6 separate regions of the Mus musculus genome follow, and all the other regions are linked to region 5. The links are chromatin loops, found by intact Hi-C in ENCODE. Cell type or tissue: heart. All regions are shown on one strand. Region 1 overlaps Plekha7 (pleckstrin homology domain containing, family A member 7). Region 2 has its middle 50 kb from the start of Gm46018. Region 3 overlaps Plekha7 (pleckstrin homology domain containing, family A member 7). Region 4 has its middle 9.9 kb from the start of Snord14a. Region 5 overlaps Plekha7 (pleckstrin homology domain containing, family A member 7). Region 6 has its middle 38 kb from the start of Gm46018.

Region 1 (5,000 bases), 110 kb after region 5:
GAGCCAAGGAGAAAAGACGGGTCTGCTCTCAGCCCGATACCTCAGCCAGCCACTGCCAGGAGATCTCGGCTCAGTATGTTAGGCGGGGCTGGGACAGAGGCCAGAACTTCCCCGAGTCCCCCAAGCAGACGCAAGTCCCCTGCCAGGGTGACTTACTTGGTTGACCGTCCCAAGGGGCTGCTTGTCCACAACTCCAGCCGCACGTGTGAGCTGGCCAGAGGATGACCGGGAAACAAAGCAGTAGGGAGGTCTAGCAGCAGAGGCCTCATCCTTTCTCCACGCTGAGTGGGAGGAGGCTCTGGGCTCAACGAAGGACTTGAGAATGTAGGATTCCAGTAGAGCAGATGGGAAGGAACGGTATGATATGCAACTCAACCACACAGCCTCCCAAGCAGATCCCGCAGCCAGGGGAGGCAACTCAATAAGGTGCTGGTGGTCTCCCACAGCCCGCGGGGCTGAGGCCTCAGGTACTCAGGAGGGCTGGGGAAATTGGTGCTGCCCCTGGTGGCTGGCGCTGCACCTGCCCACGGTTGCCTTAGGCTCATTGTGGGGACATTGCATTTGGCTTTGGGGTTTGGAGCCCCCAGTTCCCCAGCCCTCTAGCCTGACTGCTCCCTCCCTAATTCATTGCACAAGCTCCTACGCTTCTAGTGTCTGCGCTCATTGCCTCTAATCCTGCCTGATTGTCTCTACAGACGCTCTGAATTGGTACTGGCCCCTCTCTAACCAGCCAGTGCTGTCTCTGACCAGGCTTGTACTAGCAGCTCTTGGCTCCCTAGACTAGCAGGCATCCCTAGGTGTTGCTTACCTTCCCACTGCCCTGCTTTGTGTAGGCCAGCTGACTGATAATTCACCCATCCAAAAAGCTGCTCTGTGAGGACCACGGTCATTAGCAGTGGTCTGGGCATTGGGGATTTACCGATTCCATCCATGCCTTACCCTGGACAGTAAATATCAGCTTTAGAGAGTGCGTAGTCTGAAGCCATTTGGTGGTAACTCCTCCTATCCCATCATGCAATTCCTTATTGCTTTTGTAATTCTTATCTAGTAACTTGAATAGATAGCAAAATAAACTGTATTCAGAGGGCCTCTCTGCAGCTGTTAGTCACCAAATGACTAGAATAGTGTCTTTAAAAGCTATAAACCCATTAACTTTTAAGTATTATAAGTAAACATCAGAACCCTGACTTTCTACAACCTGCTGTCTGGGATACAGAGAGTATTTCCGATCCACAACTCCAATCCTTTGTGCTTTTTCTTTGGGGGAAAAAAAGGCTTGTGTAAGTCTCGTCAGCGCCAATAAACATATTGCTTCCCATTACGGATTGGCGTGGTTCTTCCGCAGGGTAGTTTGCAGAGTGCGGTGAACTTTTGCTGTTTGTGGAAGCAATCAGGCTGGGTTTAAATGAGGACTTGTCTCTTTTTGAGCACTTGTGAGCGTGTAAGGAATTGTGTGTTTTCTTTGTGAACCATTAAATTTATCCCTGGACTTCAGTTGCCTAAGTCATCCAAACTGTAATTGGAAAACCATCAGCACACACAATTCTGTTGGTTTGCTACGGAGGACCCGAGCTTGTGCATGAATGTGTGGAGCGTGCTGACATGGCGACAGGATCGGGTCGGGGTGGTTGTGAGGTATCTTTGGCTGCTGGGGTACTGTGAGATGAATGGAGTGAGAGAGAGGAGGTGACCTGAGGCATTAAGTATCGTCTCATCCTCACAAGAGAGTCCTTTGTTCTTTTAAGGTCAGAGGTCTGAAGTGAACAGGAAGCCATCTTGGAACTGCGCACACGTGCCTGGGTAGATTTTTCCCTCCTGGGAAGAGACATTGATACAAAGTTGCCACTGTGAAACAGCCTTGGAGCAATTCCCTCTGATCTCACTTTTAGTTTGTTTTCTATTTTAAGGAAACTGTCTTATCTCAAATGGTTATCATTTTCCACGGCAGTTTGCAACACTGGTGGTCAACCAACTCCTTGGTACTGATTGGAACTCTCTACCAATTGCTGGGTCCCTGTGGACCACTGTAGGCTTAAAGTCATGGGTCTTCCTCCAGGACCCTACGGATGCACATTTGAATACTCAGAGGTCCTAGATCAGAGCACAGCCAGCAGTGTGGAAGAGGCCACAGGACGAAGGCAGAGGCCAGTTTTCAGTTACACACACACACACACACGCACACACACACACACACACACACACACACACACACAACACAGCTATGACACTTGCCTAATGTCTCAAAAGTCCGTCTTCCCAGGTCCTTAGGCCTCAGGGCCCTGTGTGGTTCTTGAATGGGTCGGAAAGTGAGGTTAACCCTCTCCTCTGTTGCCAGTGGAAGCGAGAACAAGAGTTTGACCTGCAGCTGCTGGAACGGGCTGCTCAGGGGGACAGAAAAGACAAAGAGGAGGGCTGGCTGAAAGTGCAAGCCACACCTGTCATGGAGTTGGACCTGGAGCCACAAGACTATGACTTGGACATCAGCAGAGAGGTGAGGATAGGGGCTTCCTTCATGCTTTCTAGAAGTCACCAGGCAGGGTTCAGCTTCACTGTTGCCCAGGAAGGTCCGGACGCTTGAGATCGTAAAGGCGTCCATGTTCTAAATCACACTTAAGCCTATTTCTGATGATGTGGGGAGAATTAAGTGACTCAGCATGTTCCCAAGAGGATTAGAAAATGTTCCCTGGATCATTAGTGGTGGCCCTCGAAAATGACCTCTTAGGCAGACTATCATACGTGGTGGGAAAATACAGGGCAGGTCTGAAAAGTCACAGGAGACATTTCCAGCCGGGACTGGAGCCAATTTCGATCTGAACTCTTCTGCTGCCCTCTAGTGGCCCACTTGCCTCATGACAGGTCAGGCCTAGGAAAACAAGGCAGGAGAAAGGAAGGGAGGGAGGGAGTGCCAGGCAGTCTTCTAGACATCTCTGGTCACCTGTGGTCTGTGGGCAGTGTCTGCAGCTGTTTCAGTCCTTTGTGTCCCTAGCACTAGGATGGCACGCAGTAGGCATGCTATAAATGTCTGCTGGTGGAAGACATTGTTATATGAATTTCCAGTGCCCCAAAACATTTGTGTAGGAACTTGGCCTGCTGCATTTTTCCCAGGTGTAGGCTGAGTTTGGGTGAGATTCTAAGTCTTCCACAGGTGCCCTACTTAGGTAGAGGGGGAACTTTGCCACTGTGGTTGTGTGTGTGTGTGTGTTAAAATCTGGGTCTCACACATGCCAAGTACATAGAACTACATACCTAGCCCTCCCATTTCAAGAGACAGGGCAGATCCATTTGCAGGTTTTTGTTTTGTTTTGTTTTTCCCTTTGAATGGTTAGGGATTCATGGGGGAAAGGAGCTCTGAGAACAAAGAGAACACTGTAGGTAACTCGGTACTTGAGTTTCTAGGTTCTTGGTTCTTGCAGTCAGTAAATTCAGCCTCCTGCCCCAGGTCTTTTTCTCTGACAGCCTAAACAGTAGCTGCCAACAGTCTGGCGGCTTTCTTATTCACAAAGAGCCTCCATGTGCTCTTGGCAATGCGAGGCTGCCCTCTGCTGTCCTTCCTTATCTCTAACCTAAATCCTCCTGCTACAATGCAGTCTACTTCCTACTCTAGATCTGTCCTGGTCGGATGACAGATTTTTTTCTTGCCACCTTTCAACAAACTGAAGGGCCACATGGGTTCAGTTCTGCTACTGAGACCAAAATCCACCTAGTCAAGGGGGAAGAAAACTATCTTGAGGCAAATTAAGATGACATTTTGAAAATCGCAAGCTTAAATATTCCTAAAAGCGTGGACAGAGGTTTTCAGAACTTTAGCTAGCAGGTTAAAAACAGGGATTCCCACTGGTGCTGGGGGAAAACAAAATTAACTTTTTTTTTTTTAATTTAAAATGTACTGAGACAACCAGTAGAGTTGGTTCTTTCCTACCATGTGGGTCCCCAAGATCAAACTTGAGTCATTAGCCTTGGCAGCAAGCAGCTTACCTACTGAGCCATCTCTCAAATGCACAAATTTAACATTCTTGCAGGAATGGGGTGCTATGAAGACTGAATCTGTATATAGCATGGGGGAGGGGCCTTGTCACCAGAGCACTGTCCCAGAGGAAAGAATGAGAGAGCTTTTAGGAAAGGTAACTTAGATAAACCTGCAGAGTCAGGCTGGGGGCAGGTGGAGAACTGAAGAGAGGACCATCAGTCTTCATCCGTTAGGTGAAGGTAAAAATCTACGCTCTGCCCAGAAGTACGAAAAGCACCTTGGTTATTAACCGGTTGCATGCTGTCACTGCTGGTTCAAGCTTTTCAGTCAGTCAGGTCTGACCTGTACGCCCCCCAAAGTCAGAAGTGTGTTTGAGATGGGAGAGGTTTTACTACGGTTATGTCAGCTCACCCATCCGTTTTGGGTGGTCTCTAAGCTGCCTGGCTCTGGTTCGACCTTTTTTTGTTTGTTTATTTGGTTGGTTAGTTGGTTGGTTGGTTGGGCTTTGTTATTTTCTGTTTTGAGACAGGACCTTTCTAGGTAGCCCTGGCTGGCCTGGAACTCACTGTGTAGACTAGAGATCCACTTGTCTCTGCCTCTCCAGTGCTGGGATTAAATACACGTACTATCTCACAGCCCTGAAATAAGACTTCACTTACTGAAGTCCTATTTCAGTGCCAGATCCCTAAATTAGAGCAGAAGAAAGCTCCTTAGGTGGGAAGGACACCAGAGCTCCCACTGAGCCCGTGTGGCTGGAGGGTCGGCTCACTGGGGCTTTGAGTGTAGCACTAAGGATCAAGTGCTTCCTGTGAGAGTCTCAGCGTGTTGCCTGCCTTCTGTTTCCCTTTCCCCTGGCCTCTAGAAAGCCGTCTAGTGTAGCAGGAAGAGCATGTGCTTCGGTATGAGACTCAGGTTCGAGTCCTTAGTTCCACAACTGATTCTTTTGATGATCTTAGCAAGTTTCTTCTGGGTGAGCCGTGGGGGACAGGCCTGGAGCAAGAGTGGGGTTGAGGCATGTCCAATCCCTAGAAAT
Region 2 (5,000 bases), 360 kb before region 5:
CAGTTACAGGATTACACAGACACAAGTTTTACTCCTTTTTGGTGCTACTGTAAATCCATGGTTCCTTTCCATGACATCATTAAAACCTACCCCAGTGCCAGTACCTAAGTGGGGGCTGCCTGGTTGTCCTTCCCACAGGCAGTGCTTGGGGATTGTGGCATGGCACCAGATTGCTGCCTCCCACCCCAATTAACTTGCCGAAGCCCTGACAAGCAGGAAGAGGCTGCTAAGGCTGAGGGGAGCAGAAGCCTCACGAGAGGCTCCACAGTTCGTTTTTCATCTCGCAAGAGCCAATTTCAAACTCGCCTCGGGTCATAAAAGAAATTAATTTGATTCTCTCAACCTTGCTCTGAGTGGACACATGTCCTCCGCTGCAGCATCTGCTCAATCCAGAAGGAAGGAACCGTCCCCTTGAAACGAGTCCCATTTCAGGGTTGAGCCAATATCGTTCGCCTGGAGTCTGGGAGCAGCTGCCCGGAATACTCTGGGCTCTGTTTTGCTGGTGAGTTTCTCAAAATAGTTCTCCTATCAAAGGCAAGATTCAAGTCATGGGAGGGCTGCTCTCAAGGACATGTCCTGGAAGAGATGGTCCTAGGCATACCACTCCCTACAGACATTAGCTCCAAGTATCTCCCGCATCAATAATCATAAACACGTTGAAGCTTGTGTGTGTGTTAGCCATGGTCCCTGAATTTACTCAGCTCCTGATAGTTAGACCCAATTGTGGTAGACACATTTAGGGTCAATCCACTTTGTGAACCTCTGGCCTTGAGTAGACGGGACCTGACATTTGCTTTGAAATGGCTAAGGCAATGGCATCCTGTTCTGACTCCATTTTGTGTTTGCTTTGATAATTCTCAGCCCTTTGCCCCACTCCTGCCTCGGTTATATCCGCCTCGGCAGCACATTTGAGATTTCCATGACCTTGACTCCTAGTATTTACAGAAGTATTTACAAAAATAATCACCAAGTTCGGTCTAAAATAACTGCTGCGCTCTGCCAGGAGTGAATGCTGGAGGATTACTCTGACCCTGGTGGAACTTTGATACATCTCTGTGGTTTTGCCTTTTAAAATGCTAAATCCCTGAAGTTGGGCACCAAGACATTTCTCAGAGACCAAGAGGATTGGAGACAAATAGGACGAGGAGACAAAACAGAACCACCAGTGACAAAATCAAACAACTACAACTACCTGGGTCAAACTTTCTTGTCATGCATTTAATCATTTACATTATTTACACAGTTGGCCAAACATTCACTCAGCAATCCCAAAACCAGATCTCTCATAAGAGGTATAACCAGAATACAGGGTAACCCTACTACTGGCATGCTAGTTTAGTGTAGGAGGACTAAATCAGGAAGAGGGCTTCCAAAAGAACTGGGTCTTCTTTGGACCTAAATCCCTGATCTGGAAAAGAAGCCCTTTCTTTGGGGTGTCTCCTTAGCCAGAAGTCTCCCCTTCCATCAACCGGAACTAGAAACCAGAAACAGAATTTAATTCAGTACCCAGAACTTAATTCAGTACTCTTGAGAGTGTTAAGAGGACTCTGTCTTCCTGTTTGGGAAAATATCTCTCCAGACTCACTGCGAGGAGGGCGGCCCTGGAAAATTTGTCAGGGCCGGCCCCCTCACTACCACCCCACCACCACCACCACCACCTCTGCCTGGCCAGGAATACGGCTCCTCACGGAGCCAGGGGAATCTCCCTGATACCTCCAATGTAATTATGTACCTGAGATAATTACTGACAACCACTCTGATTAAGCAAATTAGGAGTTCTGAGTCCTTAATTAATAGTCCTGTCCTCCCCTCTATCCACCCTTCCACCCTGCCTCCTGGCTCTTGCCTCCCCAGAAGAAAAGTGGAGCTAAAGCTGATTCTGCCGGGTTTTCCGCATTGTGCCACTAGGTGGCAGCCCCTACGTGCTTTTTTTTTTTTTTTTTTTTTTTTTTTGATCCTTGGAGAGTCTACGGCTGTTTGTTCTGGATTCTGCCACTAGGTGGCACTCAATCATTCGTCTTTTTGTTTTTTGTTTTTTGGGGTTGGGGTGGGGTGGAGTGGGATGGGGGGCGGGTAGTCTTTCCTCTCCAGGACAGAGGGAAATTCCAGCCATACCAATCCGATCCTGGAGTCAACTGTCCCTACTACACGTGGAGTTTCGATGAGTCCCACCAACAAGGGAGCTGTGGCAGGTGTTTAGTGGGGTCTTCTCTCATTTAACTTGGTCATAATAGAACTTCCTTTAGTCAATTAAGTTGAGGACCATCGACTCGAAATTCTCACCCCTTTGGTGTATGCGCTAAAAAAAAAATTTCTCCCAAGGAGCTGCGGAGGAATATGGGAAAAGAAAGGCTGCGCACTTACTTTGAGATTAACTGCTCCTCTTCTGAAGTGAAATGACCATCTACCAGTTCCCTGGACAACGCTATCGTGAAGGCAGTCTGGCTCAAGGTTTCATCGGCCCCCACGCGTCCTGATCAGGCAGCTTATATTGATCAGTGGGGCTCTAGTTTAAACCCACCTGTTCAGCTTAAACAGTTTGCTTCTAGGGATTATTCTGCTGTTCTGTGTTCAGTTGGAGCCTCCAGCTTGCCCCCTCACCCATCTCCCTATCCCTACCACCACCACCCCCAAGTCAGTAAACTCGATCCCTCCCTCTCTCCAACCCCCACTCCGGAAAGCCTCTGAGCAGAAGAAAGGCACCCAAGCCCAGTTCCTGACAGCTGTCCCAACCCCGCCCCTGAAGTCGCCAGCCACCTAAGCCCCCCTTCCCCCCCCCCAAAAGATGACCACAACAGGGCACAAGCCCAGCGTGTAGCAGACACGTGATTATCCTTCGCCTACAATCCATAAAAAACTTCCCTGTCACAGCCTGCCCAAGACTTTTTCCGGTCTCACCCACTGAGGCTGGCAAACTCGCATGGGAGTCGTTCCCAAATAAACCTGCCCTTTTTTACTTCTAATTCCGCTTGAATTGACTTATTTCCTTAGCTGAGAAAATCTACTAATTTGGTCTCTAAAAAATTCCTTGTCACTTGTCTCCCAACACCTATCCTGACACCTTAAGAAACCAAGGCTTTCCCCCCCCACCCCCCCACCCCCCACTCTCCCAAGCCCACCTCAGGCCATCTTCTCCGTGTCCTCTACCTCTTCCAGATTCACACACACACACACACACACACACACACACACACACACCTCAGGCCCCTCCTTCCCATCCTGTCCCACCCCACTCTATCCACCCCTGCCCCCACCCCTTCACCCACTTCCCCTTCTGGATCTATACACTCTTTTACTTCCCTCCTGGTGGAGACATCCAATTCCCCAACCTCCCCCTCCCACACCACCTTCTCCACCATTGGCTTTCCACTTGAGGTCCCACCATGCCCCAGACTCTACTCAGACCCCAGCTTCTGTTGTTCCATTGGTGGAGATGCTGTGCCCTCCTGGGGCACAGAGTAGCTATTTAGAGGAGGGTCATCGCCCTTTCCCGACCTCTGTTCTTTCCTCTACTTCAAATCTGTATAATTGGAAGACCCAGGACCCCCTCCCACCTTTTCTGGATAAGTCCCAGGCCTAATTGTCCTGCTGGATGCTGTTCTCTGCATCCATCGCCCCATTTGGAACGATTGCCAACAACTCCATCTGACCCTGTTTGCTTCCAAAAGGGGAAACATACTGGGGAAGAGGCAAGAAGGCTTTTTTTTTTTTTTTTTTTTTTTTTTTGGTAGTTGATGTTGAAGAGCTAGTCACTTTTGACACACCTTTCCCATCAAGGCGCCTGGATTGGGACCCTAATGCATATTCACGAACTTGTCTACAACTATTGGGGTTCTTTAGAACCCAGAAAAAATATTCCAAGCTGCTTTCTGAATTTACACCTCTTTTGATCCACTGTCTCTGGAAAATGCTAGGGCATTAGATTTGGCCTTTGTCATTCAGTCAACTCCAGACATCAGTACAAACTCCAAAGGCTAGCAAGCTTTGTAGGGATGGATACGTCTCAGCTCATCGAAGTGTCCAGATAACCAGGACACTGAGAGGCAGGCAGGCTGCCTTGGATGCTGACCGACCATGGGCTGGCAGGCAGCATATGTGCTGGCTGCCTTCCAGTCAGCTCATTTGAGACTCTACTGCTCATGTCCAACGGAGGAGCCTCAAAAACAAAAAGATGGAAAGAACCACACTGGAAAGGGGTCAATGTGCACATTGTAAGGAAAGGAGACGTTGGAAGAACGGCCAAACTATCCCAAAGCAATGGCCCAACCACAAGGGTATTACAGGAAGAGAATCAGAAGGAAGGCTCCAAGAACCCATGGCCACTACTTTTATAGATGCTGGGGCAGACATTTCTGGTTTTAAAAATCCAATGGGGCTACCTACTACTACAAAGATGCCAGTACACAGTACACAATACTACTACAGAGATGTAACAACACAACACCATTAAAGGTGATCACCTTGGACCTAAAAGAGCGGTCAGTCTGGGCCACAGACAGGTGACCTGTTCCTTCCTGGTGGCTCCAGACTGCCCTTTCCCACTTTTAAGCTGAGAGCTTCTAGGTGCCACCATCTCCTTTACTCCTCAAGAAACTGAGATGCCCTTTGTGCCAGCCTTCCGATTCAGCTATGGCTGCCCTGGAACAGATTCCCAGACCTTTGTACAACTGACACCATGATCAAAGTCCTCTTCAGGCCATGAAACTCAGCACATAGACGCTGTGAAACTGGGAAGCCACATTGTAGTTAAAGAGCCGAACTGTTCCATCTCCATCCCTTACAAGAATAAGTTTCTGTTTCCTGAACCTAATGTACCCTGAAAATCATGCTTTTCAACCTATACTGAACTCAGGACCCCAGGATGTGTGATTGGCCTTTGCCTTACAAAATATGGTTTCAAGAAACCTTAATCTATACCCATGACCGCCTCTACCCCACACTACATAACTCCCCGCTGCATGATACACATCCTTGCTTTTATTCTTACCGTTCATTAAATA
Region 3 (5,000 bases), 84 kb after region 5:
GAGGACTCCTATGGCTTCAACAGGAGGGAGCAGGAGGAGGAACGCTTCCGTGCTCAAAGAGACCCACTGGAGGGCAGGAGGGACAGGAGCAAGGCCAGGTCCCCATACTTGCCAGCTGAGGAGGATGCCTTGTTTGTCGATCTACCTGGTGGGCCCCGAGGCCAGCAAGCACAGCCACAGCGAGCCGAGAAGAACGGGGTGCCACCTTATGGCCTGGGAGAACAGAATGGGACCAATGGGTACCAGCGGACTGCTCCTCCCAGGGCCAACCCAGAAAAACACAGCCAGAGGAAGACCGGCCTGGCCCAGGCAGAGCACTGGACAAAAGCTCAGAAGGGGGACGGCAGGAGGTTAGTCTAATGTGATAACAAGGGTGGGGCCGGTCGGGTGCTGTCATTTCTCCAGTACCTGCTCAGCTAATTAACCGCTCTACCTCTATGTGAATAACCTTAACAGTCCTCCACAGGAAGGTGGTAGCTCTAATTTACAGACCAGAGAAATGGGCTTGGAGAAGGGAGGTAGCCTACCTAGGACACACAGCTTAGTGGCAAGGCTGTGTTTAGAGTGTGGTCTGTGGACACAGATGGCCAACAGTGTCAGTAGCTGATCAGCTTTGCACTGCTGTCCCTCTGCTTCCAAGGAGTCTCTGTAGACTCTTGAGAGCACTGAGACCCAGGTGTCACCTCCCAGATGCCTGGAGGAGCCCCGGGAAGAACCCAGGTATTGTGGAAACTCATCCTGTCATTGGTAGGGGCTCATTTGAAGAAAAACATTTTATGTTTATGGGTGTTTCCCTGCATGCATGTCTGAGTACCAGATATGGGCTAGTGCCCATAGAGACCAAAAGAGGGCATTAGTTCCCCTAGAACTGGAGTTAGAAACAGTACCATGTGGATGGATGCTGGGAACTAAGCCTGAAGCCTCCGCAGGAGCAGCAAGTGCTCTTTAACAGCCAAGCCATCTCTCTAGACCCTTTCTTTCTTTTTTCTTTTTAGACAAGGTCTCATTATGTAGCCTGTTTGGCCTGGAACTCACTGTGTAGACCAAGCTGGCCTTGAACTCATAGAGCTCCACCTGCCTCTACCTCCCAAGTACCATGAGGAAAGACGTGCACACCCCACCCAGCCAGAGCTAGTTTCAGAGTTTAAATCTGAAGGCAGTGGACAGTAGGAATGAAGGAGCCACCAGAATGCCTGGCTCTCGAGACCTTTTCATGGGAGAAAGTCCTTGCAAAAAAAAAAAAAAAATTAGACCATTGAGCTTCTAACTCGTTGTTGATGAAATGGGACTCCACAAGGCTCTCACCACCCACAGACCTCGTTATTCCTCGCCACAATGGCCTGCCCTGTGGAAGGCACAAAGGTGGTGTGTGTCAGGGAGCTGAAGGGAGGGGGATCAGCAAGGGGAGGAGAGGCAGTGGCACTGAGGCTGAAAGCAGAGTGCAGAGAAGATGCACATTGGCCCTGGGGTTGTACCGTCCTAAAGGGGCTGCACCCCGTGTTCCCAGATATTTGTCCTTAAAGATTATGTAGCTGGGTTTCATGGCACATGTCTGTAATCACTAGAGGGTGGCTGTAAGTTCCAGGCCAGTCTGTTCTACACACACACACATACATGCACATACACACATACACGCATACACACACATACATGCACACACACTCACGAAAATATATATAAGTATATGGTAATTTCCTATGGTAAGTGACCAATGGGTCTGGCTCCTTAGTGAAGGAACTTCCTCCATTTTCCATTTGAAAACACAGATAAAGAAGCCAGCTATCTCACCTTAGTGTGTTGTAAGACTGTGCTGACCTCCTTGTCACTGGACAGAGCACACAGAGGCATTGGAAGGAAGTCCACATAGGGAACTATTTCTCACTTATCCCCATATTTGAGATATATCTAGATTGCATCTCCTGTAATTTAACGCTGTTGGGATGGGGTTAGCAAGAGTCTTACATACCGGTACTTAGAGTCCTCGCCTTCTACTTTCACCGGCACCCAGTGTTTAAAGTAAAGTGTACTTATAAAATAAAAAGGTGGGTGGGGCCAGGGATTAAAAGCCGATCAGAGGGAACACAATAGGAAATGAAAGGCTTGCATGATTGACGTGGAAGCGAGGGTGAGGGATTTCTTCAGCAAACAGGAGCAGTCACAAAAGTTGACCTTACATTTGGCGTGACTGTCTTGCAGCCACTTTCTCAGGATATCCTGTTTAATTTTTCTGGTTTTGGAACCACAGGGCAGGTGGTTCCTAATACAGGACTATGTAAGGCCAGGTTGGACACATGTCTGTTGTCAAGACAGAGGCTGCCCCAGGAGCACCCACCTGCTCCTGGGACCTATCCTGCCCCTCCCTCCACTAGCCAGTTAATCATTATAGTTTGGCTGCAGGAGCCAGTGGCCACCATCCTACTAATGTCTGAGGTCTCCCCAAATGGTAGACAGTGCATAAGTGGGAAGCAGGGACTGAGGACAGCCTCCGGATTTGGGATACTTAATAGTGGGAATGGGGGACTGTGACCATCTAAACATGGTAGGCAGGTACTCTGCATAGGCTGTAGAGACAGATGGACGGAGCAGTCCCACATCTGCTGACTGCTTCGGCCACCACCCACCTCTGAGGATTTGGGAGCTGCTACCACATTAGACGTGGGCTTTGGGAAAATGAATGGAAAACCTCTGCCACCTAGTGGCAAGCAGGCACACCTGCATGCTAGACAGGTTTGGGTTGAAGTGATCTTAAAATTACCTCAACTGAATGAAAAGAAACTGAGAAAGGGAAGCTGCCATATTTGATGGCACCTATTTCTGTCCCTCACGATGGTGAGTCAGAGGGGCTTATTATCCACGTTGTGCAGAGAGGCGAGTGAGGGTAGAGCAGAAGAGATGGACGTGAGGTCAGACGATATGAGTGATGTACTAGGATTGGAATAGCATCCTTCAACCTCTGGGGCTGTTTAACAGGGTGAAAGTACCCTGCCCAGAGGTTATTATTCATAGATCTCCTGGGCTGAAAGACCTACATTTTGAAATTATATTTTATATAGGGTCTTGATCCCAGACTGGCTTCTGGTCTGTTTATGCCACACTGGGAGTTGAACCCAGGGCTTTGTGGATATTAGACAAAGACTGTTAAAACTGAATTATATCTCTATCCTGTATTTCTAAGATTTTTAAAAAAGATTTATTTTATTTTATTTTATGTGTACCATGTGTGTGTGTTCCTGCTGTCTGCAGAGGTCAGAAAAGAGAGTCAGAGCCCCTGGAACTGGAGTTACAGATGGTTGTGAGCCACCATGTCGGTGCTGAGAATTGAACCCAGGTCCTTTGTAAGAGCAGCCAGTGCTAAGGCATCTCTCCAGCTTTTACTTTTAACCAAAAGTAATAACTATGGGAGTAGAGAAATGACACTTGGCACGAGTGATTCTTGTGCAGTTCCACCCATGTCAGGCAATCCCAGTGTTAGGGGGCAGACAGATGGATCTGGGAGCTCACTGGCCAGCTGCCTTAGTCAGACAAGAAGTTCTAGGCTAGGGAGAGACACTGTCTCAAGGGAAGGGGGCAGAGAATGTTAGAGCAGGACCCTTGATGTCCTCTTCTGGCCTCCAGACACAAACATACATGGGTGTGCCCACTCCAACACATGTGCATACACACACAAACATAATCATACATTTGAAAAAGTAATAGTTATATATTGATGGAACAGATGGGAGATTTTGGTATATGCATACATTGTGAAGCTGTTGAAACATTAATATTCATCACCTCACCCACATATCCTTATGTAATGTGGTAGCAATAATCACTCTGTTCTTTGAGAATTCTGAAGTTATTATTATTAGCTGTGGTCCCCATGTTGTGTACAGTGGGGCTCTGATACATGCTCACGTGAAAGTCTGCACAGCTGACCAACATCTCCTGCTTCATCTCTGCCATCGCCAGCCTTACTCTTTGCTTCTCTGCATCCCATGTACAAGCGAGAACATGCAGTGACTGGCTTAATTCAGGAGCCTGCCCTTTGAATAAAGCCTCAGGTATTGCTGCTGCTGCTGCCGCCTCCACTGACCATATACTCAGAGTTAGCATCATCCCAGAGCAATGACTGACACACAGTGATGTTTTTGTTATAAGTTTGCCATGTGAAGTTGATGAGACAGAGTTAGGATTTGAACCCAGGCTTCTGTAATCCCAGAGCCTATTCTCTTTACAAGGTCACACTACCTTGCAGATTAGACTGAAAAAAGCAAACGACAACAAAAAAGAACTTAGAGAGAGAGAGAGAGAGAGAGAGAGCAGACAGACAGACAGACAGACAGAGGTGGGGGGAGCGCACACACACTTGAGCAGGCACATGGATGCTGCAATGCACATACAGCATTTAGAAGAACACTTTTGGGAGTCCATTCTCTCCTGCCACCGTTGGTTCTGGGGATTTAGTTCAGATTATCAAGCCTGCTTGGCAAGCACTCTATGTACTAAGCCATCTCACTGGCCGTAAACTGTAAAAAAAAGTTTGAATTTATGTTCTGAATGTTTTGCCTGAGTGTATGTCTGTGCATTGCTGTGCATGCCTGATGCCCATGGAATTCAGAAGAGGGAGATAGATCTCCTGGAACTGGAGTTACAGGTTGTTATGAACCTTTTGTGGCTGCTGGGGATTGAACCTGGGCCCTCTGGAAAAGCAGCAAATCTCTGACTGCTGAGCCATCTCTTCAACCCCTAGTCTTTGACAATGTTTCCTGTATCCTAGAATGGCCCAGAACTTATTGCACGGCTGAGGACGCCCCTGAACTTCCTTTATTTAAAGATTGATTTACTTATTTAATGCATATGAGTCCACTGTCACTGACTTCAGACACACCAGAAGAGGGCATCAGATCCTGTTACAGATGGTTGTGAGCCACCATGTGGTTGCTGGGATTTGAACTCAGGACCTCTGGAAGAGCAGTTGGTGCTCTTAACCGCTGAGCCATCTCTCCAGCCTGATCCTG
Region 4 (5,000 bases), 77 kb before region 5:
GTGGCTCACAACCATCTGTAATGAGATCTGATGCCCTCTTCTGGCATATCTAAAGACAGCTACAGTGTACTTACATATAATAAATAAGCCTTTTTAAAAAGACAAGAATTATAAATATAATTACTATATTTTTCTAGAAAAATCAACACACACACACACACAAAAACAAAAAACAAGCAAATGAAAAATGAAAGAAGAAAGGTAAAAAAAAAATCCATCAAGTTAAGTGACTTTAGCTGCCACCCTACCCACTTCATTTATTTTCCAGGACAGGGTCTCTTTGTATCCCTGCCTGGCCTGGAACTGACTATATAGCAGAGAATAAAGAACCCCTGATCTCTTGCCTCCATCTTCCAAGCACTCGGAATGCCTTGGTACCCAGCTAGGTCCTTTGATCTGGGGAGGCAGGATACTGGGAATGGGGTCCAGGGCGTTTGAACAGTGTCACTGCAGAGCACTTCTGTCTCCACTGTTCTCTTAACACTGTCAATCTGTCTGATGGTGTTACTAATATGTACAAATCAGCTTGCTTTAGTCAGAAATGGGGGTGGTTTTCTCAGCTCCACGCTGGTGCTGTTTCTGCCATTGTAACCTTACCTCCGTCACCTTGCTTCTTACACCGTTATGTGTTGCTGTGGCTACAAACCAAATGAAATGTTTAGCTGAATTCCCAGGTCAGGATAACGGTCCCTCCCTGAGGCAGAGCCATCTGGGGAGTTTGAGCTCGGGCTAACATTGCAGTTCTAAGTAAGGTGGCAGGCTTTGCCATAGTTGTCTCCATGGGGCTTTGGGTTTTTTGTTTTGTTTTGTTTTTTGGTTTGGTTTGGTTTGGTTTGGTTTTTTGGTTTTTCAAGACAGGGTTTTTCTGTATAGCCCTGGCTGTCCTGGAACTAACTTTGTAGATGGCCTCAAACTCAGAAATCCACCTGTCTCTGCCTCTCGAGTACTGGGATTAAAGGCGTGCACCACCACGCCCGGCTCATAGTTGTTTTTTAATTGCCAATAATTTCTTTAAATCTCTGTGGGGTCCAGAATTATGAAATCAGCCCGTTCACTCAGCAAGTGTTTCTAAGCTTGTCATTTTAGTGACAGGCTTCAATGAGGAACATTTTAGGAGCTAGCTGCATAGCTAATGAATTGGCTACATCATGTGTATTGGGTGCCTGCTATAAACAGAGCTCTATGCTAGGTGCTGATGAGATGATCACAAATGATCGTGTACCTTAGAAGGTTCACAGACTGCTGGACATGGCGGCACACACCTGTAATCCCTCCATTTGAGAGGTACAGGCAGGAGACTCAGAATTTGAGATCATTTTTGACTATTTAAGCTAACTGAAGGCTACTCTGCTTAAGGAGACACTGTCTCAAAAAGACTCAAGACTGTTGGTGCGGGCTTTACTCATTCAGTGTGGAAGCTTTGCGCTGGAGAGACTGCTCAGCAGTTAAGAGTACTGACTGCAAAAAAAAAAAAAAAAAAGAGTACTGACTGCTCTTCCAGGTCCGGAGTTCAAATCCCAGCAACCACATGGTGGCTCATAACCATCTGTAATGGGATTTGATGCACTCTCTGGTATGTCTGAAGACAGCTAGAGTATATATATGTGTATACTTCTGGTTGCTGCAGGTGCCAGGCATGCATATGCTACACACATACACACATATGATTTCTGAGTTCAAGGCCAGCCTGGTCTACAGAGTGAGTTTCAGGATAGCCAGGGCTACACAGAGAAACCCTGTCTCGAAAAACCAAAAAAGAAAAAAAAAGAAATAAAATAAATTTAAAAATATATATATATATGTTATATGTATATATCATAATGTGATTAAATATATTTTTGTTTGTTTGTTTTTGTTTTTCTAGACAGGGTTTTTCTGTGTAGCCCTGGCTGTTTTGGAACTCACTCTGTTTTTTTGTTTTTTTGTTTGTTTGTTTGTTTGTTTGTTTTGTTTTGAAGTTTTCATTCTCCTGCCTCTATTTCCCCATGCTGGATTACAACCCAAGACAAACCCTCCAAATGAGACAGGCAACAGGCTTTGCACTGCCGGGGAGCCCAGTAGAGGGCAGCAGGGGCCTGGCTGGCCCAAGCTTCCTTTCAGTCTCGAGTGACTGAGCCTGGACAGTCTTCTGGAGGAGAAATTAGGTTCAGTACTGAAGAAGGAAAGTAGAAAGTACCTTGCGGCCTTGGGAGAAGATGGCCTGCATAAAGCTGGAGAAACGAGGATTGATGCACGGAAACAAACGTGTGGGGATGGAGATAGGTTGCGGGCCAGTTAGACAGGGGCTGTCTGTTTTGTATATGCAGCTCAGAGTGCCTGACTCCCACCACACTTAGTGAAACTCAGAAATGGTGGTGCAGCCCGAGGGGGGGAGTGAGGTCAGGAGATGAATGGAGGACAGAAGAGAAAGACGGGTTTACTGACTGAACACCTACTAATGCCACGTGGTCATGGGTCTTTCAGTTCATATTTTTGTTAATTTTTAACTGTATGCTATGTCTAAATATTTAAATGTTTTTGTTCTTTGAGAATTTCATGCAATTTTTAAGTTATGATTTTTATTTTAAATGTATGTATGTTTTAACTGTGTGTGTGTGTGTGTGTGTAGCATATGCATGCCTGGCGCCTGCAGCAACCAGAAGATGGTTTAGATCCCCTGGAACTCTACCTACAAATGGATATGAATCACACCATGCAGAACTGGGAATCGGAATCGAACTCCGGGTTATCTGGAAGAATAGCTGATGCTTGTAACTGATGGAGCCATCTCTCCAGCCACACTAAATATTAAAAAAACTACAATTTCCTTTTAAAGTTTCAGGGCTCAGTTGGTAGCATTGAAATGCACAAAGTGGGTTCAGTCCCCTGTGCCACATAAAACCTGGTGTGGTGGTAACTCAGCTGGAGTTCCAGTGGAGGCAAGAGGTCAGGAATTAGCCTCTTCATTCAAAAATCATCATTCCAGGTTATCCTCAGGTGGTAAACAGCCTGAGTTCCAGGCCATCATTAGGCACACCCTGAGTTCCAGGCCAGCCTGGGCTACACTAAATGAGAGATTCATCCATGTTTTCTTCTTTCCTTTCCTTTCCTTTCCTTTCCTTTCCTTTCCTTTCCTTTCCTTTCCTTTCCTTTCCTTTTCTCTTCTCTTCTTTCTTTCCCTTCCTTCCTTCCTTCCTTTCCTTCTTTCTTTCTTTTCTTTCTTTCTTTTTTAATTTTTTTTTATTTTTTGAGACAAGGCCTCCCTTGCTGGCCTGGAACTCCCTTTGTAGACCAGGCTGGCCTCAAATTCACAGAGGCTGGCCTGCTTATCCCTCCTGAGTGCTGGGATTATAGGCCACCATGCCTGGCTCTTGCATATTCATTTGAAACATATGCATGTACCTTGCTGGGGCATCTGACACCTGCTGCTTCTCCAGTCTTTAGCAGCAGCATCCAAACTGTGACCTGTGGCCACCTTCAACTGTCACCTTTATTATTAAACAGGCAGAATCTCAGGCCTCACACTGACCCCCAAAAGCAGAGAAAGGGAATCTGCATTTTAACTAAGTGTTCCAGGAACTCTGATGCCTATTAAAAGTATGAGACATTGGTGTAGTGTGTTAGTTACCGTCTTGTTGCTTGGGCTGGAGCCCAGGGTAGCCCTGAACTTACACCGTATCTCAGACTGGTTTTGTCTCCCAGCCTTTCAAGTGCTGGGATTGCAGTCACTAGCTCCCACTGGTGGACTGTAAGAGTTTTATAAATATATATTCTGCACTGTTTGTCAGACAAATCCACAGTGCAGGTTCTCTCTCTGGATAGCATCAAATTTGAGGCCTCCCAAGTGCATGATGGGATTATGGGATTATGGACATATGCCTCCATACCTGGAGACAGGGTGTCACTGTGCAGTCCAGGCTGGCCTGGCCTGCTATGTAAACTAGGATGACACAGACCTATTAGCCCTTGCCTCCTGGATGGATTGAAGGCATGTGTCATACCATGCCCAGTCTTTTAAAATATGTATTATTATTGTATGTGTATGAGTATTTGCCTGCATATGTGTACCATGTGTATGCCTGGTGCCCATGGAGGCCAAAGGAGGATGCTAGATCTTTTAGAACTGGGGTTAGAGATAGATATGAACTGAGATGTGGATGCTAGGAACTGAACCCAGGTCCTGTACAAGAGCCAGTGCTCTTAACTGCAGAGCCATTTCCAGCCAGGCTTTTAAATGAAAGATTTACTTTATTTGTGTGGGTGTATAAATGTGATTGTTTGTGTTTTCAGGTGCTTACAGAGAACCGAAAAGGGCATAAGAGGCTGGGCAGTGGTGGCGCATGCCTTTAATCCTAGCACTTAGGAGGCAGAGGCAGGCAGATTTCTGAGTTCGAGGCCAGCCTGGTCTACAGAGTGAGTTTCAGGATAGCTAGGGCTACACAGAAAAATCCTGTCTCAAAAAACAAAAACAACAACAACAAAAACAAGGCCGAGCATGGTGGCACACGCATTTAATCCCAGCACTTGGGAGGCAGAGGCAGGCAGATTTCTGAGTTCCAGGCCAGCCTGGTCTACAAAGTGAGTTCCAGGACAGCCAGGGCTACACAGAGAAACCCTGTCTCGAAAAAAACCAATAAATAAATAAATAAACAAATAAATAAATAAATAAATTAAATTTCTTTCTTTTTAAATCCTTATTTCAGCTGAATGCATTTGGGCTGTGAGAAGCAGCAGGGGACCTAGACTTCCCAGAGGCCCAGGATGTATCTGAGTCTGCATTCGTCCTGAGGACTCTCTAGTTGCTGCTAGAAGAGTGAAGTTTTAGATGAAAACTCTTCTCCTTCCCCTCCTCCTGCCCCATCCTCTCCCTGTCCTAGCTTCCACCCTACTTTCTTCCCTCCCTCCCTCCTTCTCACCCTACTCCCTCCCTCCCTCCCTCCACTCTGTGCTGGGGATTGACTCCAGGCAAGTGCTCTATCCCTGAGCTCCCCAGCTCAAGATCAAAACCTCTAATATATGTC
Region 5 (5,000 bases):
CATGTGTTCAGGATGCACAGGTGTAGACAGGGTGCCCGTTCTGAAGGGCACCTGCAATCTCATATTTGTCACTTTGGCCTTGCTCCTAAGGCAAGACCCCCCCCCCCCGTCTTTTTTTGTTTTGTTTCTTGTTTTGTTTAGTTGGTATCATTATGCCATGTTCATACGGGTGTCTCATGAACGGTGGACTTTGCCCACATCCCTGCCACACTTATGGGCTCCTTCTTCCATTTTGTTTTTGAGTTTCCTGATGCAGCCTGGGCTGACCTTGAACTCTGGATCCTCCGGTTTCAGCTTCCTGAGTGTTAGAGTTACAGGCGCTCACCACTCTGTCCAGCCTTAGTGGAACTGGGCAGTAGAGATGGCTACTTCTTTGTGCGATGCTTTCTTTACCCAGAAGATAACTGGCTGCTGGCGCCTCTGAGGCGTGAACTCCCCTTCTTGAAGGGAGCGCAGGTTCATGAAGGAGCCAGCAAGGGTCTAGAGCTTTGCAAGCCGCAGAGGGCTTTTAATTCTTCTTCAGTCAAGCTGAGCACCTTGGACTCAACTCTAAGAAGTGAAGAATACTGGATTCCTTTATTCATTCTCCTCTCCCCTCCTCCCTCCCTCCCTCCCTCCCTCCCTCCCTCCCTCCCTCCCTCCCTTTGGCTTCTTCGGTGCTAGGGATCAAACTTAGGGCCTGTGTGTCCTAGGTAAGCACGCTACTACTAAACTAGATCCCTGACCCCAGCTATCTAAAAGATGGTAATGATTTTATTTTTAAACATGTAATTATGTCAGGCAGATTATTTGCTTTTGAGAGTGGCTGCAGATACCATGCCTCTGATAGCCAGCAGAGGGCGGGAGAGAGGAGATTCTTCTGTCCAAAGCAGTGGCGCCCCCCCCCCCCCACGCCCCCGTGGCCCCCATCACACCTCCATGTGCCTCCTGTGTGCCAGACACTCTGCTGAAGCCAAAGACACAGACTACTCGTCCCCACAGAGGAAAGCAACGGAGGTTGATGAAGGAGACAGACCCACCCAGATGATTTTCCTGGTGGTCCTGTCCTCAGTTCTCCCTGCCCAGCCTGTGTTTGGCTATGCGCACTGGAGCCTGTCTGTAATCTCTCCCTTTCCAATTCACTTCCTCGGCCTTATCTGGGCGACAGCAGCTCTGGGTGCTAGTGTAGTGTAGCTGGTCTTTACTGCTCCCCACAGTCATGTTACCACCGTCCTCTTAGGGATGAAGACCTCCCTTTTTAGACTCCCTTTGCTTTGTGTGACCCGATCCCATGTGACTGTAAGACCTCAGTGACTGATTCTTGTCCTGTCTTCTCAGAGAGGCAAGGGCTATTCAAGGGCGCACACTACCACTTGCCAGAGGACTTTATCCGGCTTCCAGCGCACTTTACCACCCCCCCCCCCCCCCGTGCCCTTCCTGGCGTGTTCATAGCAATGACAACTTCAGGGGGAGGCGGTGCATTTGCAGATGGCCCTGTCCTGGGGTGGGGCGTGCTGTGCCACAGGTGGGGAGACTGAGCCTGAGCCCCTGCTCATCCCCTGGCTATCAGGGGCTCAGCAGGGCTTTTCTAGTAAATTCATGGCTGCTTCTGACAGCTGCTGAGTTCCAGCCTCTCTCCAGTGTCGGGAGAAGAAAGCCCACACCCGGGGCTGGCAGAGTCCTCAGAACATGTTCTCCCTGGTCTCTGCACTCGGAGGATGTGTTTATTGTACTAGATGCGGTGTCTCCTCAAGTGCAGGCACATTAAAGATGGGTATTACTTTCATAGAAGCCACTGGGGAAAAGGGAGAGGAGAGGCAGAGTTTGGGCATCCGAAGGCATAATTGGATTTATCCAGTAATTGTGGCAAGCGACAAGGAGCCAGGAAGTGCACTGGATGGGCTTGTGGGTATGGATTTGTCAGGCATGTGTTTTTAATTACTCTGTCTCTGTTGCCATTATTTTAATAGAGACCTAATTTTGAGAATGGGGTTCATTATTTAATTAAACTTCAGTAGGATTGGCAAATGAGCGGATCCGTGGCTCAGTGCTGCCCTCTAGTGTATACTTCATGGATTGTCAATCTTCAAAAAATACTTGGCAATAAAATATATTTCACAACTGCACCAAGCGTCAATAGATGCTTCTGTAAGGTTGGCAATACTGGGGACAGACATAAGCATCTATCATCATCGTGTGCTCAAGGATTCACAGATGACAGGCAAAAATCATCTCTGTTCTTTGCTCCCTGGAGAATGCGCCTCATCACAAAACACATGTGGCCAGCACATGGGATTGGGAGTAATTGCTGCCTTCGGGTTTGTTGGAGAGGAAGGTCCCCGAGGAAGGGCCCTGGTGGTGTTTGTAAACAAGACGAGGCGTTTGGTTCTATCTTTGGCTTGCTAGGCTCAGGAAGGGTTTTGGCTGGAGACAGTATTGAGAAAATGTCATAATTTTTATGTCTGCAAAGTTGTGCTTCTGGGCTGCTGTCTGCCTCACGTCTGCCAGCTTGTGTCTGCGCTCAGAAAGACTCTTGGGAAGAGCAGCAGACTCCAGAAGAGGATGGGCAGAGCCCGGATTTACCCATGAAGGATTCACACTGAGTCTGTGCTTGCTCCCCTGAGTGGCTTTGACAGGTCTCCCGGGAAAATGAAGTAGCTGGTGTGGAACCGGTGACCTTTTGTGAAAGGCAACAACCACAGAGACACCATGCACATACAGTGTCTTAGTGTTTGCCTCTTCCCTCTAGATTACTGTCGCATTAATTAAGGAGAGGGAAGAAATAAGAATACGGGTGCTAAGTATAAACTGATTTGTTGTTTTTATTTTGAGACCTGGCATTACTGTGTAGACCAGGCTGGCCTCCAGCTCTCAGATCTGACTGCCTCTGTTTCCCAAGTGCTGGGATTGAAGGTGCCTGCCTCCATACCCGGTACCAGACCTGTATTTTCTTCTCAAACAAAAAGAGATCAAAGTATTGGAGCATTTTACTTGATAATTAGGGTATTCCCTCTTCTAGTCTTTAATTACTCTCTGCATAAGCATCTTTATTGATGAAGTGGTTCTGACAGCCTGACACCCAGGTCTGTGACAGCCGGGTCTGTGACAGCTGAGCACTCTGTTCATTTATTTCTTCATCCCGTTTCACAGTGGATTCTAAGCAGCTTGTGGGAAGGGACAAAAATGATGACACACAGACACACACACACACAGACACACACACACACACACATACACGAATGCACATCCAGTTAGGAGAGGAAGCCCCAGCAGACAGGGGAGGACGGAGCAGAACCTTTGGTTGGAGCACACACAGTTCCTGAAGGCTGAGTGAAAACATGGCTGCCTGATGTGTCCCACAGTCAAGCTGCCTCTCAGAAATGCGCCCCTCACAACCTCTTCCCAACCTCTAGCACACTCTCTCTTCCTGAGAGCCCAGGAGGTGTCAAGATGAAATTGTTTTATCATGCTGTGACCCTGTGGCAGCTGGGGATTTGGAAGGGGCCACTGTTGGGAGCTTATTTTAGGAAACCTTTTATTGTCTTGACTTGTGGACCTTCCAAGTGGCTCCAGGCCCTCCCACTCTGGTGGGCTGCAGTGACAAGAGGACAGATAAAGGGAGTGTTGACGTGGGAGGGATGCTGGGTGATTGATAACCTTGTGCTCGGGCCAGGGTGCCTTCTGGAGATCATCAGGATGATTGCTGGTGCCCAGGCTCCTGGGAAGCTGCTCAGAGCATGGAGCCGAGATGTAGATGGGCCTTAAAGGCTAGGCTGGGGGCTGCAGAGATGGCTCAGAGGTTAAGAGCATTGGCTGCTCTTCTAGAGGTTCTGAGCTCAATTTCCAGCAACCACATGGTGACTCACAACCATTTCAATGTGATCTGGTGCCCTCTTCTGGTCTGCAGGCATACATGCAGGCAGAACATTATATACATAATAAACAAACAAACAAATAAATAAACATTAAAAAAAAAAAAGATAGTCCAGGCATGTGCTGGGAGTCTCAGAGTCATTGCGAGCTTGTGACAGCAAACCAGATGTCCATAGCCAGGAGAGCTGTCTCCTCATCTTCTCACTGTTACCCAGCAACTACTGCTGCCACTCACTGCCTTGTGACTTCTACCCCCACATCTGCTGGACTCGTCCAATCCATATGGATTTGAACTCTCCCCACCTCCTATCTTCTCAGGATGTAAAACTGGCCTCTGTTTCTCAGTTCAAAGCCTGGAAGCAGCTTTGGCTTTCCTTTGCTTTGTCCCTGTGAATGCCACCCATGAGCCTTGGTTCTAGCTTCAGGCTGTTGAGCCAGCTCCCACCCTGACCCCCTACACTGCTGCGGAGGGCCTCTTCACCTCTACTCCCTTTCCCCTATTTGTATGTTGTCATTGGCGCTGCCCTCACAGACCAGCGGGGATGGGTTCATTGCCTCTTTCACTGGGTCTTGGTTTCGCTGTCTGCAAAATCAGGGCAGCAACGGGGCTCATACCAAAAAGCTTTTAGGGGGATTAAAGTCCTTCACAGATACACACGCGCGCGCGCGCGCACACACACACACACACACACACACACACACACACACACACACACACACTTCTTAGCACAGCACACAGCTAAGAAGTGAATAAACACTGCAGCTTTACTCGCTGCCTCTGACTTCCAGGCCATCCTCTGGACGGAAGCTACAGAAACCTTTGCAAGGAACAAAATTGATCTTCCCACAGGCCGTCAGGTTCCCCACACATGGTATCTTGTTTCCAGGGAGACCCTCGGTTTCTTCCCACCTGTCTTCATGCCTGGACCCATCTTTAGAGCTCAGCTGGAGCTCCGCAGCTTAGGCCTCTGCTGCTGCCTCCCTGACCTCACCTGTCACAGCTTCACAGCCTTCACCTGCGCCCCTCTATTCTGTCATTATCCCCTGTGCTCGCTGTGCCTTCTGCAGAGAAACCCTAATTGGCACTTACCAATGGTCGAATAACAACAGCACTTCTTTCTTTCCCTTGATTTTATTTTATTATTTTA
Region 6 (5,000 bases), 370 kb before region 5:
CGACTAAATTTGCATTTTCGCTCTGTTGCAGTACATCTCCTCCCAAATATGTCCCAGCAATGAAAACATGACTCAGTTAATATAATTACATGTTGTGCGCCTAGATTGGGCAGATCTACCGCTACACTACCATCTTCCACAGCTTATGAGACCCCTTAGAACTTGATGTTTCTCCAGCCCAGGTGCTTCTGCTCTATTTTTCTTCATCTTTGTCTTCCTCCTCCTCCTCTTCATCCTCTCCCTCTTCCATTTTCTCCTTCTCCTCTCTCTTCTCTTCTGCTCCACCTTCCCTTTTCCTTTCCTTTCCTTTCCTCTTTCCTTTCCTCTTTCCTTTCTTTTTCTTTCCTTTCCTTTCCTTTCCTTTCTATACTTGCTTATAAGAAGCAGCTTGTCAAACCAGGATTTAAACCCAAAATTCCCGTGGAGCCCACATTAGACAGAATATGAGTATCCTGTAAGACTTATCAGGTGCACTGTACCTTGAGCCACAGACATTTATTTAATTAATCCGCATTATGATATCTATCTGTTATGCTCTCTACCTGGAGCCACAGAATTCTAATAATTAATACCTGTTCATAGCAGGTGATTATCACTGCTCTCTCTACTTGGAGTCAGTGACTAATATTCCTATCTGGTTCTGAACTGCAGATAAAATTTCCCATCTTTAGGTACTACACCTACTTATAAGAGGCAGCTTGTCAAACCAGGATTTAAACCCAAAATTCCCATGGAGCCCACATTAGAATATGAGTATCCTGTAAGACTTATTAGAGCACTATATCTTTACACCTTCTTCAAGTATCAAAAGATTCTATTTCTCTCTTTATAGAAATGAATTACCTGGTCCAGAGTCCTTTGTACCTTTGTTTCCCAATTATTTATTCACAGGGAGAAGCTGAGTGTAAAAAGATCTGAGTTGACTTTGTCCCTGTTTGGAGATGGGGGAGGCAGGAGGGAATGAAGGATACAGGGAAGCAAACACAGAAAGGCTCTCTCAGGCATAGATGCCTCTCTGCTTTTCCCTGTAGACCCCTAAAATCTAGTTAGCTTCAAACCCATACTGCTACAGCCTAGGTCACTGCCCAAGCCCCATTCAGGGGTTGGGAGTCAGTGAATTTTTATTTCAGGTCAGTTGAATTCAAATCAATATGTTGGGTGCCATTTTGTTGTGGCAAATGTCCTCCCAAATATGCCCCAGCAATGAAAACAAAGTTAATATGATTACATGCTGTGCACCTAGATTGGGCAGATCTACTGCTACTAGTGGAAGAGGGGAAAGAGGAGAAGGAGAAAATGGAAGAGGGAGAGGATGCAGAGGAAGAGAAAGACAAAGATGAAAAAAAGCGGAGCAGAAGCACATGGCCTGGAGAAACAACAAGTTCTAAGGGGTCTCATAAGCTGCAGAAGATGGTAGTGTAGCGGTAGATCTGCCCAATCTAGGTGCACAACATGTAATTATATTAACTGAGTCGTGTTTTCATTGCTGGGGCATATTTGGGAGAGATTTACCGCAACATCACTCTGTGTGAGTGAGTGAGTGAGTGTGTGTGTGTGTTAGTGACTTGGCCTTTCTGGGCACATTTAAATGTAAAATGCGAATAAAAAGAATGTCATCTTTAAGGTGATTGTAAGACTTAATTGTATAAATGATATAGGTTCTGCACAAAGCCTAACACATACTGCATTCAAAAGGTTTACTGAATATACTTTATGGCCCTCTTCCTTGTGCTTTGAATAATGTAGTCACTAGCTGTTGGGGGAAAAATAAGAAAGAAGAAATACAGGAGAGATGGTCACTTTTATTCTTAAAATGACAAGAGAGGGAGAGCCAAGAAAACCAGTCTCGGCTCTCCTTGGCAGTAACACCACAACAGATCAAAGATGTCCTGCAGGTGCCACAGCCGCAGGTTCACAGACTCCTTCCTGCCACTCCTCAGTGAGACTCGGATGACAGGCCAGCTGCCCTTAGAAGATTCTAGTTTCACTTCTCCATGAAGAAGGGAAGTTCCTGGGGCCTGAGCATTGCATCAAGCCTGCTGATCACATCAAATGCATTCTGCCGGGGAAGCTTCAGGGCACTCTGCAGCCAGAGGGTGAGTCCAGCAGGTGTCCAGAGCCAGAGATGCTGTCAGGATGTCAGTAGTGAAGAGATGCTTCTGCAGACACTTTGTGTACTGTCCTCATGGCCACCTCCTGGTTTAGGGTTCCTAATTGGTATGTCTCCTCGTCTCTACATCTCCTTGGAAATAGGTGAAGGAGACAGCACTGCAGAGTAGCTGAGTGTAAACTTTGGTGTGGCTTTGTATCCTGATTCTGCAGCCAACAGGTGGGTCCCTGCACTGGACATTTTCCCCCAGCCTTCCCTCTCCCATTTGGAGTACAGGTGAGGACACCCAGGACCAGACAGATGAAGTGGTTTGCCCAAGGTCAGATGAACACCTGATGTGTTGACACTGAACCTTGGTGGGTTTTACCTTCTATCACTCCAACTTCAACTGACTTATACCTCAAATGAACTTCAGAAATGCTCGGAGGATAGATGCTGGTCTACTTGCATGCTGTCTGACTTAACACCTTACACAGGCATGTCTAACCTCCTGGCTAGAGGCTACAAGCATCCCAGAATAATCATGAAAACAGCCCGTGACATCTGTTCACAACAGCATTATGTCAAGCTGTTAAAAGACTGGACATCTCTGGCCTCACAGATAAATATTTTCAGAGCAGAGGAACTTGGCCACTGTCCCTAGGCACTACAGGGGAGAGAAGAAGCTAGACCTGGGATTCAGGCCATATATCATCAGTGATTTGTGCAAAATATGTGCTCAGTACCCTGACTATGGCAATCAAGTCACAAGTGGACATGCTTAGAGTCTGGATGTAACAGAGTGATCAGCCAGTCGTCCCATTTCCAGTGCTTAAAGCACCACACTCCAGGAAACTGCCCAGACCTGGACAAATCAGGACAAGAAGTCACATTAGTTGCGACATAATTGAACACGAGAGCAGAAAACCTGTCCATTTCTGACTGTTGTCCAAAATGCTGCGTTTGTGTTTAGCTTCAGGAGAGCAATCACACATAGTGGTTAAAAACAAAGAGCCAGAGGGCTAGCTCAGTAAATTGCTTGCCCTGTAATGATGAGGACCTGAGTTCCATACTTAGAACTCCTTAAAGGAAGAGAGAGAGAGGGAGAGAGAGAGAGAGAGAGAGAGAGAGAGGGAGAGGGAGAGGGAGAGGGAGAGGGAGAGAGGGAGGGAAGGAGGGAAGAAGGGGGGAACATGGTAGCATGGACTTGTAATCTCAACTGAGAGAGAAGCAGATTTCTAGACCTGCCAAACCAGCCTGTGCATGTGAGTATGCCTGTGGGCATGTGTGCATGCATGTATTCTATAGGTTAAAATATATGATAGAACACTGACCAAGACCTACTTGAGGAAAAAAGGCTCATTTCATCTTACATTTCCATGTCAAAGTTAGTCCATCGCTGAAGGAAGTCGAGGCAGGAACTGAAGCAGAGCCCACAGCACTGCTGTTTACTGGCCTGGATCCTCTTGGCTTGTTCAATCTGCTTTCTTCTATATCCCAGGACCAGGTGCCCAGCATTGGCAATATCCACAGTGATCTGGGCCCTCTCAAGTTCATCATTTTAAATGCCTTGGACATGACCACGGGCCAATCTGATGTAGGCAATTCCTCAATGAAGTTTCCCTCTTCTTAAGTGTCTTTAGTGTATACCAAGCTGACAAAAACTAGCCAGCACACCAGCTGTCCACAGCTCACCCCCTTGAACATCTCTGCTGAAACAGAATTGTTATTCAGGCTTCACCCTGCATGTGGCTAACCGGGTAATCTGGCTGGAAGGCAGACTCCAACATGAGAGCTGTGGAAGGAGCTACAATTCATGAGTTTATCAGCACCCACGTGATCCAGGCTGCTGGTCTGAGACATAGGTGTAGATTTCATTTGCTTTGACACCACAGCTTTCAAGAATGGCTATTCCTATTCAATACTACAAGGACTTGCCTTAAAGAGGGGCCATACCCCACTGGCCTCAGTTCATGCTGTAGAAATGAGTGGCTTTCCTAACAGCTGTCATTAATCAAAGCAAACTATATTCCCACCCCCACCCCTGGCAGAACTATTGACCATTTTCCCAAAGATGCTCTCAACTTCAAAGTACATTATTGTATTAGTCAGGGTTTTCTAGAGGAACTGAACAGATAGAATGATTGTGTGTGTGTGTGTGTGTGTGTGTGTGTGTGTGTGTGTGTGTGTGTGTGCGTGTGTGTGTGTAAGGGGACTTATTAAAATGCCCTATAGGCTATGGTTCACCTAGCACAACAATGGCTATTTACCAATGGAAGGTCCAAGAATCCAATGGAAGTTCCAAGAATCTAGCAGTTGTTCAGTCCATTGGGCTGGATGTCTCAATTGGTCTTCAGTATATTCTAGAATCCCAAAGATGTAGGCTGCAATGGCAGTAAAGGCAGTGAGAGTGAGAGCGAGCAGGGAAAGAGAGAGCAGGCTTCCTTTTTCCATGTTCTTTATATAGGCTTCAGGCAGAAGGTGTGGCCCATATTAAAGGTGAACTTCCCATCTCAAAAGATCTGAACTATGGTGAGCATGACAACACATGCCTGTAATCCCAGCGCTTGGGAAGCAGAAGCAAGTAGATCTCTGTGAGTTCCAGTGTGAGACCAGCATGGTCTACAAAGTAATGAGTTCTAGGACAGCTAAGGCTACATAGAGAAACCCTGAAAAAAGAAAAAGTAAAACAAAACAACAACAACAAATGGAATAAATGTGGAGCTTCCTATCTTGAAGATTAGGATTTAAAAATGGGCCTTCCTTCAGATTATTTAACTAAGAAAAAAAAAAAAAAACCCTCACAAGTGTACCCAGCCACTTGGTTATTAGTTAATTCCAGATGTGGTCAAGTTGACAATGAAGAATAACCATCACAATCATGAAATCTGCTGTGAGGTTGACTGGGGCG

The links. A loop is a pair of places that touch in the nucleus more often than their neighbours do. Peaks named below come from ENCODE experiments on the same cell type or tissue, not always from the same donor. Only the 100,000 strongest peaks of a DNase experiment are listed, where the experiment ranks them.
Region 1: a loop joins it to region 5, with 5 times the contacts of the local background. A loop is called at or near these places in 3 of 42 quality-filtered maps.
Region 2: it touches region 5 in a loop (4-fold over the local background); 14 of 42 quality-filtered maps call a loop at or near these places.
Region 3: it touches region 5 in a loop (5-fold over the local background); 16 of 42 quality-filtered maps call a loop at or near these places.
Region 4: a loop joins it to region 5, with 6 times the contacts of the local background. A loop is called at or near these places in 21 of 42 quality-filtered maps.
Region 6: it touches region 5 in a loop (3-fold over the local background); 14 of 42 quality-filtered maps call a loop at or near these places.

Annotation. Positions count from the first base shown.
Region 1 is chr7:116,130,112-116,135,111 of GRCm38, reverse strand. Plekha7 (pleckstrin homology domain containing, family A member 7) reads left to right here. Exons shown (of 27, transcript NM_001305185.1): 23 at 1-73; 24 at 2,336-2,491. Among named protein-coding and RNA genes, the nearest start is that of 1110004F10Rik, 39 kb to the right of the region's middle. In heart, CTCF peaks have their summits at 511, 2,844 (motif pointing left) and 3,531 (motif pointing left); DNase peaks (open chromatin) are centred at 91 and 2,841; H3K27ac peaks cover 1,509 bases.
Region 2 is chr7:116,605,545-116,610,544 of GRCm38, reverse strand. No RefSeq gene overlaps it. Among named protein-coding and RNA genes, the nearest start is that of Gm46018, 50 kb to the left of the region's middle. In heart, a CTCF peak has its summit at 1,890 (motif pointing right); DNase peaks (open chromatin) are centred at 474 and 2,674; H3K4me3 peaks cover 987 bases; H3K27ac peaks cover 996 bases.
Region 3 is chr7:116,159,382-116,164,381 of GRCm38, reverse strand. It overlaps Plekha7 (pleckstrin homology domain containing, family A member 7), which reads left to right. Exons shown (of 27, transcript NM_001305185.1): 10 at 1-350. Among named protein-coding and RNA genes, the nearest start is that of 1110004F10Rik, 69 kb to the right of the region's middle. In heart, a CTCF peak has its summit at 2,706 (motif pointing left); no DNase peak of the experiment used is centred here.
Region 4 is chr7:116,320,855-116,325,854 of GRCm38, reverse strand. No RefSeq gene overlaps it. Among named protein-coding and RNA genes, the nearest start is that of Snord14a, 9.9 kb to the left of the region's middle. In heart, a CTCF peak has its summit at 2,057 (motif pointing right); no DNase peak of the experiment used is centred here.
Region 5 is chr7:116,243,366-116,248,365 of GRCm38, reverse strand. The region is part of intron 3 of Plekha7 (pleckstrin homology domain containing, family A member 7); the gene reads left to right. Among named protein-coding and RNA genes, the nearest start is that of Gm44867, 46 kb to the left of the region's middle. In heart, CTCF peaks have their summits at 820 (motif pointing right), 2,034 (motif pointing left) and 3,886 (motif pointing left); no DNase peak of the experiment used is centred here; H3K4me3 peaks cover 1,214 bases; H3K27ac peaks cover 4,552 bases.
Region 6 is chr7:116,617,587-116,622,586 of GRCm38, reverse strand. No RefSeq gene overlaps it. Among named protein-coding and RNA genes, the nearest start is that of Gm46018, 38 kb to the left of the region's middle. In heart, no CTCF peak of the experiment used is centred here; a DNase peak (open chromatin) is centred at 2,076.